Regions from separate parts of the Homo sapiens genome. Here region 2 is linked to region 1. A link is a loop called in an ENCODE intact Hi-C map of the cell type or tissue named here. Cell type or tissue: B cell. All regions are shown on one strand.

The links. A loop is a pair of places that touch in the nucleus more often than their neighbours do. Peaks named below come from ENCODE experiments on the same cell type or tissue, not always from the same donor. Only the 100,000 strongest peaks of a DNase experiment are listed, where the experiment ranks them.
Region 2: it touches region 1 in a loop (19-fold over the local background); 2 of 110 quality-filtered maps call a loop at or near these places.

The regions. Positions count from the first base shown.
Region 1 is chrX:16,714,779-16,722,778 of GRCh38, forward strand. It overlaps SYAP1 (synapse associated protein 1), which reads left to right and starts at 4,834. Exons shown (of 9, transcript NM_032796.4): 1 at 4,834-5,121. The coding sequence starts at 4,947. RefSeq lists an enhancer at 4,644-4,703. In B cell, no CTCF peak of the experiment used is centred here; a DNase peak (open chromatin) is centred at 4,803; H3K4me3 peaks cover 1,914 bases; H3K27ac peaks cover 1,778 bases.
Region 2 is chrX:18,422,268-18,430,267 of GRCh38, forward strand. CDKL5 (cyclin dependent kinase like 5) reads left to right here and starts at 3,341. Exons shown (of 18, transcript NM_001323289.2): 1 at 3,341-3,428. RefSeq lists an enhancer at 2,962-3,256 and a silencer at 3,592-3,661. In B cell, no CTCF peak of the experiment used is centred here; DNase peaks (open chromatin) are centred at 2,564 and 3,204; H3K4me3 peaks cover 2,283 bases; H3K27ac peaks cover 1,950 bases.

The DNA of each region.
Region 1 (8,000 bases):
GACCTTGTCTCAAAAAAAAAATCAATTAATTAATTTAAAAAAATAAACACGACCAGGCATGGTGGCTCACCCCTGTAATCCCAGCACTTTGGGAGGCCGAGGTGGGTGGATCACGAGATCAGGAGATCGAGACCATCCTGGTTAACACGGTGAAACCCCGTCTCTGCTAAAAATACAAAAAATTAGCCGGCCGCGGTGGCGGGTGCCTGTAGTCCCAGCTACTCAGGAGGCTGAAGCAGGAGAATCTCTTGAACCCGGGAGGTGGAGGTTGCAGTGAGCCCAGATCGCGCCATTGCACTCCAGCCTGGGCGACAAGAGCGAAACTCCATCTCAAAAAATAAAATAAAATAAACACAATGGAGTTTCTCCCCACCAAGGATGAAAGAACAGTGTTGTGGAGGAAGCAGTAAGGAACTTGGAACAATGATGTCAATTTCTGGGAAAATAAGCAGACGCTTCACTCAGCAGGGTAGCCTTGGGGGAGATCCAGGTCTCCATGGGTGTTGGGGGGTCCAGGGGAGGGACAAGGAACCACCTTGTCAAAAGGCTAGAGGCATAAACAAGTCTTCCAGAGGGCTCAGGGGAAAGAATGTTTGTGAAATGGGTTGGTATGGGTGCTAATACTTAATACCTGCCGCATATGTAAGGTTTCCTTCCACAGTTCCGTCTTTCATTATCTTTTTAGAACCAGGACAGTTGTTATGATCCCCTTTTTAGAATGAGGGACCTGAGGTTCAGAGATGTGAAATGTCTTGACCAAGGGTACGTTAGTTAATATGAGTGGCAAAGCCAGGACATCAATGCACAGCCAGACTCCACCACAGGATGTGAGGCCTGATCCAATTGTCCTATTCTATTCATCCATGAGGCTAATGGATAAAAGATAATCTGTATATACAAAGGGCTCATTATAATAACTATTGTATTATTAATCTCAAATGGGAAAAATAATGAGCTGGAAAACAAATTTGATAACAGGGTGTGGATTGACTGAATTGTGTGGGATAAGGATGTATCCTCATTCAACAAGTGTCAGTTCATGGCCCACCACCAGCATAACATCTTGCTGAATCCGCACAAGATGATTTTTTTTTTTTTTTTTTGAGGTGGGGATTCATTCTTGTCGCCCAGGCTGGAGTGCAATGGCATGATCCCAGCTCACTGCAACCTCCACCTCCCGGGTTCAAGTGATTCTCCTGCCTCAGCCTCCTGAGTAGCTGGGATTACAGGCGCCCACCACCACGCCCGACTAATTTTTGTATTTTTAGTAGAGACAGGGTTTTACCATGTTGGCCAGGCTGGTCTCGAACTCCTGACCTCAGGTGATCCACCTGCCTCGGCCTCTCAAAGTTCTGGGATTACAGGCATGAGCCACCGTGCCTGGCCAGATGATTTTTTTAAAATGAAAATGAAGCCCATCATTAAGTTGATTGCTTATGTTCTTGTTTTGTAATCTTTTTTTTTTTTCTTTTTTTCAGTCGGGGTCTCGCTCTATCACCCAGGCTGGAGTGCAGTGGCACGATCACAGCTCACTGCAGCCTCCAGCTCCCAGGCTCAAGCAATCCCCCTGCCTCAGCCTCCTGAGTAGCTGAGACGACAGGTGCAAGCCACTACACCCAGCTCATTTTTTATTTTTTGTATAGACAGGGTCTCGTTATGTTGCCCAGGCTGGTCTCAAACTTCTAGACTCAAGCAATCCTCCCACCTCGGCCTCACAAAGTGCTGGGATTACAGGCATGAGCCACTGTGCCCAGCCTAATCTCTTATTTTTAAGAATTCTACCTTTCAGAAGAGTTGTAAAACTGTCTATCCCTTGGTGACCACAGTGTTCACCACGATTTTGAGTGTACCTTAAGATAAAGCAGAGTAAGGCTGAAAGGGCTGGGCCCTATCTCTGCTGTGGGAAGGACCAGCACTATACTTCTTTTGCAAGTGAGGGAACTTGAGGGGCAAAAGGATGAGTAAAACGTCAAGTTTAGGCCGGGTGCGGTGGCTCACTCCTGTAATCCCAGCACTTTGGGAGGCCAAGGTGGGTGGATCACCTGAGATCAGGAGTTCGAGACCAGCCTGGCCAACATGGTGAAACCCCGTCTCTACTAAAAATACAAAATTAGCCAGGTGTGGTGGCAGGTGCCTGTAATTCCAGCTATTTGGGAGGCTGAGGCAGGAGAATTGCTTGAACCCAGGAGGCAGAGGATACAGTGAGTCGAGATTGTGCCACTGCACTTCAGCCTGGGCAAGACAGAGTGAGACTCCGTCTAAAAAAAAAAAAAAAGTCAAGTTTATTCACCTACTAGATGGTGGAATTAGAAGCCCATCCTAGGCTTCTCACTCAAATTCCAGGCTCTGTTCAATCATACTTGAAGCAAATATCCTATTCCCGAAAGTCTCAACCACTTTCAGGTTCTCATTGACTTAATAAAGCCTAGAAAGGCATTGATCCTAAGACATCTCCTGACTTCAAAGCTGAATCAATACTTGGACTCTAAAAACAGGCTGGAATGTCATCAATGCCACTGAACTGTACACTAAAAAAAATTTATTTTTACTTCAATTTAAAATATTAATAGTGTAATACACCAAAAATATATACCATTGAATTGTACACTTTAAACAGGTGAATTGTTTAAATCTCAGCTGTTTGGGGGAAAGAAAAAAACAGGTTGGGCTTGATAACCTAAAATCCTGGACCTGAATAAAATATAAATATAAGTCAGGCTGGAAAACTGGACAGCAGGGAAATCAGAGTTGTAATCAATTCCTCATGTATTCCCTCAGGTCACCGGAACTGTCCTCCTCTTCTCAAAATAGTTGGGGAGCAAGGAATCATGGATGTCCTTCCACAATTAATGACTGAAGACTGTGCTTGGGAAATGTGTCCATGAACTCCCTGCTCTGAAGGGGTAGTTATGCACATCACTAGTTTTTTGTTAGTTTTACATGTTATTGTGGGAAAAGTTAAAAATATAAAAAAGACAAATGTTTAACTACCCAGCTTCAACCCATGGCCAGGCTTGTTTCATCTATATCCCCCCCCATTCCCCCCACCCCCATCCTGTATTAATTTGAAGCAAATTCCAGACGTGGCATCATTTCTTTTTTTCTTTTTCTTTTTTTTTTTTTTGAGACGGAGTTTTGCTCTTGTCATCCAGGCTGGAGGGCAATGGCAGGATCTCAGCTCACTGCAACCTCCGCCTCCTGAGTTCAAGTGATTCTCCTGCCTCGGCCTCTCGAGTAGCTGGGATTACAGGCGCCCGCCAGCACACCCAGCTAATTTTTTGTATTTTTAGTACAAACGGGGTTTCACCATGTTGGTCAGGCTAGTCTCAAACTCCTAACCTCAGGTGATCCACCCATCTCGGTCTCCCAAAGCGCTGGGATTACAGGCGTGAGCCACTGCGCCTGGCCCAGATATGGTATCATTTCTTTGGTAAAATCTCAATATGTGCGGTGGATAAACAGATGGATAAACAAAACGTGGTGTATACATACAAGGGAATACTATTCACTCTTAAAAAGAAATTGACACAGCCTTGAGGACATTATACTAAGTGAAAGAAGCCAGTTACAGACAAATACTGAATGATTCCACTTATATTAAGGTATCTAGTCAGATCCATAGAGACAAGAAGTAGAATGGGGGGAGGAGGGGGATGACAAGGACAGGAATGGGGAGTTGTTTCATAGGTAGTTTCAGTTTTGCAAGATGAAGTTCTATTTTTCTTTTTTCTTTTTTTTTTTTTTTTGAGAATGGACTCTGCAACCTCTGCCTCCCGAGTTCACGCCATTCTCCTGCCTCAGCCTCCCTAGTAGCTGGGACTACAGGCGCCCGCCACCACGCCCGGCTAATTTTTTTCTATTTTCAGTAGAGACGGGGTTTCACCGTGTTAGCCAGGATGGTCTCGAACTCCTGACCTTGTGATCCTCCCGCCTCGGCCTTCCAAAGTGCTGGGATTACAGGCGTGAGCCACCGCACTCGGACTATTTTTCATTCTTTTAATTGCAAGATGAAGAGTTCTGAAGATTGATTGCTCAACAATGTAAATGTACTTAACAGTACTGAATTGTACACTTAGAAACGGTTAAGATGGTAAATCATATTAAGATGGTAAATTTTGTGTATTTTACCACAATTAAAATTTTGTAATTTCACAATTCCTTAATTTTATCAACTACCCAGTGTCCAAATTTCCAGTTCTTATAATAAGTATCATACTATTTTTTTCAATGTGTTTGCTGAATTAGGATCCTAATAAAATGCACAAGGGGCCATGTGTTACATCTCTTAAGTCTTTTTTAATCTATAGGTTCCCCACCACACTCCTCTCTTCCTTGCAATTTATTTGAAGAAACAAGGTTGTCTGTCCTGTGGCTTCTCATAGTCTAGATTCTGCTGACAGCATCCCATTGTGTTGTTTAACACCTTATTCTGTCCTCTTATTCCCTGTTGGGCTTGGCGGCTTTGGGTTAGTTTTGAATTGGGCTCAGGAGGAGGCTAAAGACATCCAATTCTGCGGGAACGCAGCCCTGCGGGACCTGAAAAGGCGAGACTAAGTCACCAGCCAAGCTGCCTAGAGGCAATCTTAAAATGGGACTGGCTAGGACTGTGACAAAGACACCGTCCACATGCCTACTAGGTCAGTCACCTACAAAGCTGGCGAATGAGGAAAAGAGGGAAGGCAGGGCTACGCTGGGAAAGCTCTTTGTCCCCTATCCACGCGCACAAAACAGTTGTCACAACTGACGTCACCAGGGGCGGAGCCTTTGGACGGAAGTGACGCTTGCGCGGCCGCGGCGGAGTCGTCATAGAGGCGGGGCTGCGGCGGCTGCGGTGTTCCTCCGACTTCCGGACATCTCCCTGGGAGTCGCGCAGAGTGGAGTCAAAGGCAACCAGTGCTCGCTGCGGTCTCTGGGGATCGGGACCGCGGCGGCGGCCCGCGAGCGGGATGTTCCGGGGCTTGAGCAGTTGGTTGGGCTTGCAGCAGCCGGTGGCAGGCGGTGGGCAGCCCAATGGAGATGCTCCACCCGAGCAGCCGTCCGAGACGGTGGCTGAGTCTGCGGAGGAGGAGCTGCAGCAAGCGGGAGACCAGGAGCTCCTCCACCAGGCCAAAGACTTCGGCAGTGAGTCTACCCTGGCTCTGGGACCGGGAAGGGGGGGGCGCATTCCTCCTCTGGGACGGCCCTGGGGCGCGGGCCCGACTGGCTGGGGGATGAGGGGGCCGAGGTGGGAGGCAGGGGAGGAAGATGTGTCTGTCGGTCAGTCCTCTCCGGGTCGGGAGAGATTGGTGAGGATCTGGACGAGGCCAGAGCTTCATCTAGCAGTCAGGTCCTGTCCCTGAAGTTCCTGGTGACAAGTCTACAAAGTTTGCAGACATTGGAATCAGGTATGCAGTCAAGCAGTGTGACCCGACGTCTTCAGGTTTGACAAGGAATCTTTTTTGTTCAACTCGAAAACCTTCATTTACACCCCCCAGATCGGGGATAGTTGGCGAGCTTGAATTGGTTGAAAAAATAATTTTTTGCCCCTAGGTCAGAACGTGTTGTCTGAAGTAAACTGACAGTTACTGAATGTCAATGTCTGCCCCGGTCAAATGCTTTTTAGGTACAGAGACCTTTTTCCTTAAGGAGGGAGAGAAAATGCCAACTGTCTGCTATACGCAAGTTGCAGTACTAGATGTTTTATGAAAGATATCCCATTTCATCTGTTAAACACCCCCAGTGAGTTGGGGGAACAAGCCCAGAGTTATTGGGCCAAAGTTATACTGATAGTGAGTGGTAGAAGTGGAATTTGAGCTTCGATCTTTCTCATTTTAAAGCCCGTGCTCTTTCCAAGTTTACAGTCTACAGGGGTTGGGGGACAGGTGATAATAGACGTGGAGTAAACACATGCTGTAGTAATTCTCATTTCTGGAGAGACCATGGTGGGCTTCAGTGATCACAGAAAGCATCTTTGAGGCCGGATATGGTGGCTCAGGCCTGTAATCCCAGCACTTTGAGAGGCTGAGGTGGGCGGATCATGAGGTCAGCAGTTCGAGACCAGCCTGGCCAACACGATGTAACCCCGTCTCTACTAAAAATACAAAAAATAGCCGGGCGTGGTGGCGGGCACCTGTAATCCCAGCTACTCAGGAGGCTGAGGCAGGAGAATCGCTTGAACTGGGGAGGTGGAAGTTGCAGTGAGCTGAGATCGCACCACTGCACTCCAGCCTGGGTGACAGAGCAAGACTCCATCTCAAAAAAACAAAACAAAACAAAACAAAAAAGCATCTTTGAGGAGGTGAGCCCTAAAGCAGCCCAGCACTACAAGTGAGAGAACTGCAACAAAGGTAGATACTAAGTTCAGCAACATTTGAAGAATCTACTAAAAGATGGGGGTGGGGGGATGGGGGTGGAGACAGGGATGTGGGAGGAGAGCAGCCTGAGAGTAGATAAACACATATTTGAGTAAGAAAGGGCCGAACAGTTTTTCTGGAGACAGGGTCTCACTCTGTCGCCCAGGCTGGAGTGCAGTGGCACGATGTTGGCTCACTGCAACCTCCACCTCCAGGGTTCAAGTGATCTTCCTACCTTATCCTCTCCAGTAGCTTGGATTACAGGCATGCCCTACCACGCCCAGCTAATTTTTGTATTTTTAGTAGAGATGGGGTTTCGCGATGTTGGGCAGGCTGGGCCCTAACGTTTAAAAGTTTACTGTGGGATGAAAGGACAGGGAAAACAGACATAATCTCAAACCATGACAGTGTATAATCTCAGCCCAAGGCCCCCAGATAGAATAGTCTTGCTCTGTCGCCCAGGCTGGAGTGCAATGGCACGATCTCGGCTCATTGCAACCTCCACCTCCTGGGTTCAAGCAATTCTCCTGCCTCAGCCTCCTGAGTAGCTGGGACTACAGGCACACGCTGCCACACCTGGCTAATTTTTTTTTTTTTTGTATTTTTAATGGAGACAGTGTTTCACCATGTTGGTCAGGCTGGTCTCAAACTCCTGATCTCAAGTGATTCACCCACCTTGGCCTCAAAGTGGTGGGATTACAGGCGTGAGCCACCGTGCCTGGCCCCTCTGAATATTTTCTAATAACTGCATTTTTCATATGGATGTGTACTTTGGAGCTAATGCTGCCATCTTTCTGCTCACCAGATTCTCTTTTGATATTTACGGAAGCTGAGGTTAGATGGAAGTACCCACAAACACACACACATTGTGAATTTAAAGCTTCAGAATAAATGAGAATTCTTTCTTTTCTGAAATTTATGTGATTTTAGAAAGTCGTAAAGGTTCTAGTTCATATACAAACTGTGAGAGACAAGAGAGATGATCAGATATTTTTTATTTCTACATATTGATCCTAAGAAGTATATTGTCTTTAAGAAGACCCATTTATGTTTTGAAAACTGGAATTAAACATCTGTGAGCCTGACTCCCAGAGTAGATTCATTTCTTAAGTCTTTTGAAATCTACATAAAATATCAGCCGGGTGCGGTGGCTCACGCCTATAATCCCAGCAGCTTTGGGAGGCCAAGGCAGGCAGATCACGAGGTCAGGAGATCGAGACCAGCCTGACCAACGTGGTGAAACCCTGTCCCTACTAAAAATACAAAAATTAGCTGGGCGTGGTGGTGCGCGCCTATAATCCCAGCTACTCAAGAGGCTGAGGCGGGAGAATCGCTTGAACCCGGGAGGCGGAGGTTGCAGTGAGCCGAGATCGCGCCACTGCACTCCAGTGTAGGTGACAAAGTGAGACTGCATCTCACAAAAAAAAAAAAAAAAATCTCCTGGGAGCCCCATTTGTTCTGCATATATTTGTTGAGTGCCTACCTTCAAGACTGGACACTAAATACTTCCTGGTTCCTGGTGACCTATTTATACATTCAGGCAACTCACCAGTTAGTGGTGGACACCCAGGCCTGCATTCCACTCCCTCACTCAAAACCAAACCTCCTGGTCTCCTGATTCTTGGCCCTCCCTCCTGATAAATTTACAACCTCCGATTGTCACTGTCT
Region 2 (8,000 bases), 1.7 Mb after region 1:
CCTTGGCCTCCCAAAATGCTGGGATTACAGGCGTGAGCCACCGTGCTCAGCCAAAAATGTCTTACATCTTGATTACCACTTGTTTATTGATTATTGAGACCCGTAATGAGTAGCACTCATAGGTTCTGACATCTGTAGTGGGATGCGTCTCTGGCATCTAATAGAAAGTCTGACTCAAACTGTCTGAAATGCAAGGAAAGGGCAGAGTTTGTTTAATGAAACAACTCAGTGACGTCATCAAGAACCCAGTTAAAAATTTTTTTTTCTATTTTTTGATTCTGCCTTATTTAGTGTGTAGGCTTTGACCTAGGGCTGGTTTTCCTCTTAGTCACGAAATGACTGTCAGTGGCAACAAGCGTACTTGCTTCCTTGTTCATCCAGCAGGGTAGACAGGGAAAACCTCTTTCAAACCATCAAATGTTAAATTCTTTCCTTCAGTGTAATTAGGCCACACATTGATTGACTGAGACTCTGGGTAGTGTGGAGCGGGTGGATGCCTGAACAGAGTTGGGGTTCTATTAGAAGGGCAAAAAAGCAAATCGATGCTGGGGAGGTTCTCAAGCTGTTTCTTCATCTGGAAAATGGTGAGAATTTCGCAGAGAATTGAGAGGATTAGAGATAATGTGTCAGATTTAGCAAATAAAAATCGAAGATGCTCAGTTAAAATTGAATTTGAGATAAACAGCAAATAATATTTTAGTCTAAGTATGCTCACCTCTTTCTACAAACACTACAAATTTATACATTAATTTGGTTCTTAAGCTTTTCTCCCAGATCCTGATTGCATTACAAGGTCTAGACCTAGAAGGGCATTTCGTAATTTTTTTGGCAATGGTTAGAACCTTATTTAGTTTTCTAGCCTTGTTCCACATGTATCCAGGATAAAAATACACATTTATACTAAAAATTATTCGTTGTTTATCTGAAATTCAAATTTAACGGGGCATCTTGTATTTTATCTGGCAACCCTAAATCTATGTGAAGTTCTTGGCACAGAGCAGGTATCCATTCACTGGCTAGTATTAGTGTTCTTTCTACATAAGTGCTCAGTTAAATGGCAGCATGGTACTTTTTTTTTTGGAGACAGAGTCTTACTCTAGCCCAGGCTGGAGTGCAGTGGTACCATCTCGGTTCACTGCAACCTTGACCTCCTGGGTTCAAGCAATTCTCCTGCCTCAGCCTCCTGAGTAGGTGGGATTACAGGTGCACGCCACCACTCCCGGCTAATTTTTTTCTATTTTTAGTAGAGATGGGGTTTCACCATGTTGGCCAGGCTGGTCTCGAACTTCTGACCTCAGGTGATCCACCTGCCTTGGCCTCCCAAAGTGCTGGGATTACAGGCGTGAGCCACTGCTCCCGGCGCATGGTACTTTTTAAACTTTTACTAACTTTCTAGAAAGGTTAGTTTTTGACCAAAAGACGAATTAACTAAACTGCAAGTGACTGCAAGAAATCCTTTACCACTACTTAAAACCAGATCAAAGCAAATGTCCCTAAGCAGAAGGTCATATTTGTGTATATGGGATGGCACATTATAAGGCATCTAATATTACTACTTAATACTAAATTGGACCTATATTAACAGATGTTCAGTTATTGTTTTTTCTCCATCTTCTCAATCTATACGGATAATTAATTTGTTACTTCCGGTTCACCAGGTCTAAATAAAATTTTAAAAAATTATTCATTTGAGTCAAAGGTAATGCTGCTGAAATTCCTAGTACAAAGGCTCTGATATACAGGGATGAAAATGGAGTGATTGCCCCAGGAGTTCTGGATCCACGTGGGTGAAGCTAGAGGTCACAGCACTGTTACTTTGCATCTGGAGGAGGCAGGAGACTCTGCGAAGCCCTCTGTTGTTGCCTCTGACTCCATTTTCCCTCTTTGCTAATTCATTGCTCCTACCTGTAAAATTTTCTAATATGCTTCCACTTTCATTTCCTCATCAAATATTCACCGTTATGAAAAAGAAAATCCTATTGGCTTGGTATCAAGTGGCCAAACTGAGCATGCTGCTACATATTGTTACCAGATTCACTACAGGAATAGATTAAGTGGATTTTATCCCAAATATCTATTTCCTATTACAGTACTGCATCTTTCTAATTTGGTGGCAGCTATGACCTCATACACTGCCTATTTTCCGTGCTTTTCCTAACCAGAAGAGACCCTATTTTTCTCCTTTGCTTGTTAAAGCGAAAATAATTATGCAGCTTTCCATAGATTTGTCCCCAATGTCTTTTTAAAAAAATTTTTTTTCTTTATTTTCTAAAAGTAGCATTGGAAATGTTATCTCCTTCAATTTCATCACCTCTTCATCCTCCTTGGAAACCCGATCCATGGTGGGTATTAAGATCTTTACATTTGTACTGGTTGGGCGATGACTTCATTGCTTTCAAGCCAGCTGGGGGATCTTGTGTGGCAGAGCATCGGACCGAAGCGGAGGTGTGGGTCGTTGCTGCTGCTGCTGCTGCTACTGCTGCAACAGCTCTTTGCACGCGCCCAGCTGCTGTGTAAGGAATCCTCAGGCTGCTAGGTCTTTGCGCCTAACTCACCCAAGGGACCGCAAGCTGCTGGATGAGTGTACGTGTGAGTGTGTGTTGTGTGTGTGCATATGTGCGTGTGTGTGTGCACACGCAGCGGCAACAGTTGGGCAGCAGCAGCAATGGACTTCGATATCATTTTTACCAACAACAGAGATAAACCATCCTCCATCCTGTATTTCTCAGCTCCCGCCCCGAGTATGTTCTCCCCCTCTTCTCCGACTTCCCCCACCCCAGCCCCCGGCACGGGTCCCTCCGGAGGGAGGGCAGGGTAGCTGCGCTGCAGGCAGGATTCCCTCTTTTTTCCGCAGTGACAGGCGGATTCCGGGGCCTCCTCGCCACCTCCTACCCCCGCAGCCACCCCTTTCTCAGTCACGATCTCCCCACCCCACCACCGTCGACCCTCTCCCTGCTTCCCCGCTCTACCCCCCGGCGTCGACTCCAGGCTCGGGCCCCGCCCCTCTCAGCCTCTCCAGCCCAGGTTGCTAGGGCTTGGCGGGGCAACCAAACCTGGCGTGCCAGGAGGCGCGGCGCGCGCGTGAGCGCGCAGGCGAGCTTGTATAAGGAACCAGCGTTCTTCGGCTTCGGAGACTCGAGCACGAGCGGCGCGAGCCCGAACCCCAGGACAAGCGCTTCCTCCTCATTGGCTCCTACCAGAAGGGGGCGGGGTAAAGGCGGGATCGGGCAAAACCTGAGGTGCTTTCCCATTGGTCCGAACGGGCCGGCTGGGGCGGGGCAGTTAGCAAAATAGGCTGCGCGTTCGCTTCTGCTAGAGGGCGGGGCCGGAGGTTTCGATTAGTTGTCTCTGCCGCTGGGGAAGGTAAAGCGGCGACGGCGTCCTCAGGAGCTGTGGGGTCCCCTGCTAGAAGTGGGGGACTCGGCGGGGTGAGTAGTCGCGCCGCCACCCGCCCGCCAAGCCTTCTTACCCTTACATCGGCCCCGCGTCCACCCAGCTTCTCCTGAGAGTGGAGACCCACCCAGTCCCCCCGGGCGGACAAGAGAAGGGGCGGGGGCGCCGGTTCCCCCGGAACGGGGCGACGCGGTGAGGACGTCCCAGCCCGGAGTAGCCCCTCCTCAGCGCTCCCCTGCGCCTCTGGAAGGGCTTCCCCCGAGGGGCTGGGGCTGTCTTTTGGGGTGTGGGGAGGCGAAAGGGTGTGAAAGAGGGGCGGCGGGTCGAGCCCGCCCCGCGGGGTTCCCCTCAGCGGCGGGTCTGCGGCGTCCCCGCCCCGCCGCTCCCGCGGCACGAGCTCCCCGGGGCTTGCGGCGAGGTAAGCCCCTTCCCGCCGGCGCCGAGGAGGGGCCTGCGCGCCCCAGCCCCCTGCCCGAGTTCGGAGGGAGCCCGAGACTCGCCAGGGGCCGTCAGTCGCGGCCCGGGCCCTTCTGACCTTGGCTGCCCGCGAGGGTGGGCTAGCGACCGGGCGCCGGCCCCGCGGCTCCGCAACCTCCCCCGGACAAGTTTCAGGCGATGCTGTGAAGTTCACGACTGGCATAGTGCGGGGAAGAAGAATGGCCCCTTCTCAGACCTTCATACCTTTTGGACCCTCATAGAAATCGGATTCTGGGATTTGGAACCGTCTCCCAGAACGAACAGGTCCTCCTTGCATTGACACGTTTTGTGCCCACGTTGGGGAAAAAAATAACCTGAACATATTTCAGTGTAAAGGCAGATCTTCCTTGAGGGTTTTGTTTTTCGCTTCATTTGAGTGTTAAAGAACAGATGCCTGAATAAGAAAAGCCTGACCTTAGTATCTCTACAGTGAGATTAGACGGGTGCTGTGATATTTAAGTAGTTGCAGATCAGTATTCTGTTAGCACAATCTATTTTAATTGGCTGGAATTTAAGCTGATTTTAGAAAGTATTGTTGACACCGAATGATTTCTTTCTGTGCATCTGAATTAGGTTTGTTTGAACGTAATGGTTATATAGTTAATGTAAAAGATTACACAAATTAATTTGTCTGAGAGCGTTTGTCAGAAACAGGAGACAGAGATGTGTATAGAACAGGATTATCGTTTTAGGTAACATCTGCTGGAACATTTCCAGCTTGTTTCTTTCTTGCTGTAGGGTTACAAAAAAGACATCTTCACCGAGGCTATTCGGAATTACATGTGAGTGACACTTAGATGTAAATTTGTTTTTATTTCCTTCAAGTGTTTTAAAATGTTTTGTTCACAAAATGTGAAGAGGCTATATTTACTTGTTCCTGTATGTTAGTGTTGAAGGTGATAGTATGATCTTATGATTAACAATCCAATTAGGGTCCATTAATAATAGATTTTTAAAAAAGGCGTGCTGCTTTTCGAGAATATGATAGGTTGAGTACCTAGCAAGACTTCTAATTTCTTTTTATTAAAAGTACTATTTTAGGATTGAGAATTTTTGGCGTTGACACTGAAACCAGGAATAAGGAAGCCTGCAGCAGTCTTAGCAGTTTGACACCACCAGTAGGTGTTTCTGTTGACAAATGCAGAGAAGAGAACATTTGGGAAGGAAATCTTTTTTTCGGGGCGGGGGTTGGGGGGGAGGTGAGGGTGGTTGAGGGGGGAAGGAGCCAGAAGAGAGAAGCTAATGCTGCCAGCACTGTATGCTGAGCATTTCACAAGTACAAGGAAACCTAATTAGGGAAAAATTCCGTTTGGCTCTATTAAATAATAGAACTACAAAAGAGGCATACTAAATAAAGTTAACCATTCCAAGAGTGTTAGATATTATCTGCCATTTCAGAGTAGTTGGGGGTTCCTCAATTGGAGAGGGTATCAAATCTCTTTGAATTGTCTTGCCTTTTTAACATAGTCAATGCAGCGATTAATTTGCTAGATGTATATATATCAAACAGTTGAGTATTCCAGTTTTGTTGTTTAGCATATTTCCTAAGCCTAAATTTTTTAAAATCAAAATCCGATATATTTTTTTTAAATTTGAAATAGAATTCTTTGTCCAGAGAGTAATTCCTTTTTTCCTGGCTCAGTCTTAAAATTTATTCATGATTTAGGGGTTTGTGATTGGTATTTTTTTACCCCTTTTTCTCAGGTTTTTGATTTTTACTTATGCAAGTTCCCTAAGTCTGCCTTTGTTTATATTGTAATTTTCTTGGAATTATTTAAATCAGAGTGTGGCATCTATTGTGTCCCCTGGGGTTTTAAAAGGAAAGGCTCCCATTGAAAGAAATTGCAGGGCCGTCTCGCATAGATGGGTAATAGAAGGTTGACTGATTGCGAATCAGATGTATTCGGTTGCAAATATGCTGCTTGGGGTTAAGGCAGTTTCAGTTAACGGGAACCAGATTTTACGTGGTGTTTCTACTTTGAAGGTACAGTATTGTTACATTACAAACTGAAAGACAGAGGTGGAGAAATTCCTTTAAGTATCACCCCTAGCCTTGTTTCACCACTGTGTCCAGGAATCTATGAGAGACTGTTAACAATAGCTGCATTGTTGGAAATGACAGTGGCTTCTCTTGCAGAAAGTTAACCTTTCATTATGATTTTCATTTCAGTTTACTTTGTAAAAGAAAATTTAGCTTTATCTGAGAAATTGGCTGTAAGAAATTTGCAAAGAGAGCAAGGAAAATAGGTTTTCTTCAACGTGTCTGTTAAAATTCACATTCTCTCCCCTTCCGTTTTGATAACTGGTGGTGATCTTTATTTCCTCTAGATATTAGGTATGCTAACACAGTACCTGATTTTTGGCAGTTACTGTGGGAATATGACTTTTTTATGTAATAAATTGATGTCAAATAATAATATGAGGCTTTTAGGAATAATTAATTCACATGCATAGATCTAAAACATGAGGGAAATCTTTTAGATGACCCTTCACTTTGGTACAAGAATAGCACAATTTGAAGTATTAAGTTGCTTTCTAAGTAGAAAAAGCTATTTACTCAGAATTGGGTAATTTTAGATTTTAAAGTTTTTTTTTTTTTTTTGCAACATCAAATAATTTGGCAACATCAAATTTCTTGTTAAAGGAGGCGACAGAATCTCACAGATTCTTTATCATCTGATCATGGCATCAGTTGGACTACATTTCAACTTAGGACAATAATGCAATTAAAAGACTACATTTAAACTTTCTGTTTGGAGGTTTTTCTAATTTGCTTTCAATCTCAAGCCCAATGTTAGAAATCTTTTGTTGGTGACGCACAATTTTAGTGTTCAGATTTTAGGTTTTGATCGTTTTTAGAATTTTTTTTTATGTGTGTAGAGCAGCGCATGGATGACTGAATTAATCAAAGATCTGGCCTCATTTCTCATTCAAGTTTGTACATTTCTTCACACTGAGATACGAGCTTGGGTGCAATTCTGTTGGTGGGCGTGAAAGCTGAGGGTAAGGACCTTCTACCTAGAGACTGATAACATTTAAATATTTCAGATTTGGGAATTAATAGAAAGTTATTTATTAGGTTAAAAGGAACTAGCCCATTCAGGTATTTGAAAATGATTGTCAATACTTTGAATTAAGCTCTTAGAAACATTGGGGTTTGAGACAATCCTAATCAGGGTCAGGTTTTGGGTGTGGTCTCTCTTTTGGGCAGTCTTCTCTGTAATAATTATAATACTCCATCTATTGAGCCTTACTGCATGCCAGACACTGTGACACGTAATTTATTTGCATGAATACATGTGTGTTCTCACAACAGCTCTATGAAGTAGGTCTTCTTACCTCCTGTATACATGTCAAATGGGCTCAGAGAAATAAAGTACTTTGCTCAGATTACCCAGCTAGTCATCAGAAACAGCAAAATTGCCATCCAAACTGGTCTGACTTGAAGCCGTGCTCTTCAAAACCATGCTTTCTGCTTCTCTTTAGGAAACTGATTTCCCAAGCATATTTATTTTTGACACCGGGTCTCACTCTGTTGCCCAGGCTGAAGTGCAGTGGTGTGATCACAGCTTGCTGCACCCTTAACTTGGCAGACTCAGTGGATCCTCCCATCTCAGCCTCCTAGTAGCTGGAGACTACAGGCACGTGCTCCCATACCAGGCCAATTTTTCTTTATTTTTAATAGAGGCGGGGTCTCATGATGTTGCTCAGGCTGGTCTTGAACTCCTGGCGTCAAGCGATCCTCCTGCTTTGGCCTCCCAAAGTGCTTGGACTACAGGCATGAGCCACCGCCAGGCCCACCCCAAGGGTATTTTGAGTTCCTACTGTATATTATGCCTCGGGTGTACTGAAGGTATATGTATGCTTCTTGGAGTTCATGGGCTACATTGGCAAGGCTGCTGGACCTTTAGTCACATGGGGGACTGAACTCAGATCCATCAGGACTGCTAGATAGGACAATTGGAAGTGCAGACTTTTCTAACCAGAGGGTCAGACTTTTCTAACAGAGGTTCTGTTTCTTCATAAATGAAGGCTGTACATAATCATGCCAAAAATGAGGTAGTTGTTTCTAATTAGCTACTTGGTATTTCATGTTTCTGGATATTGCATTATAACTTTTGATGGACTTT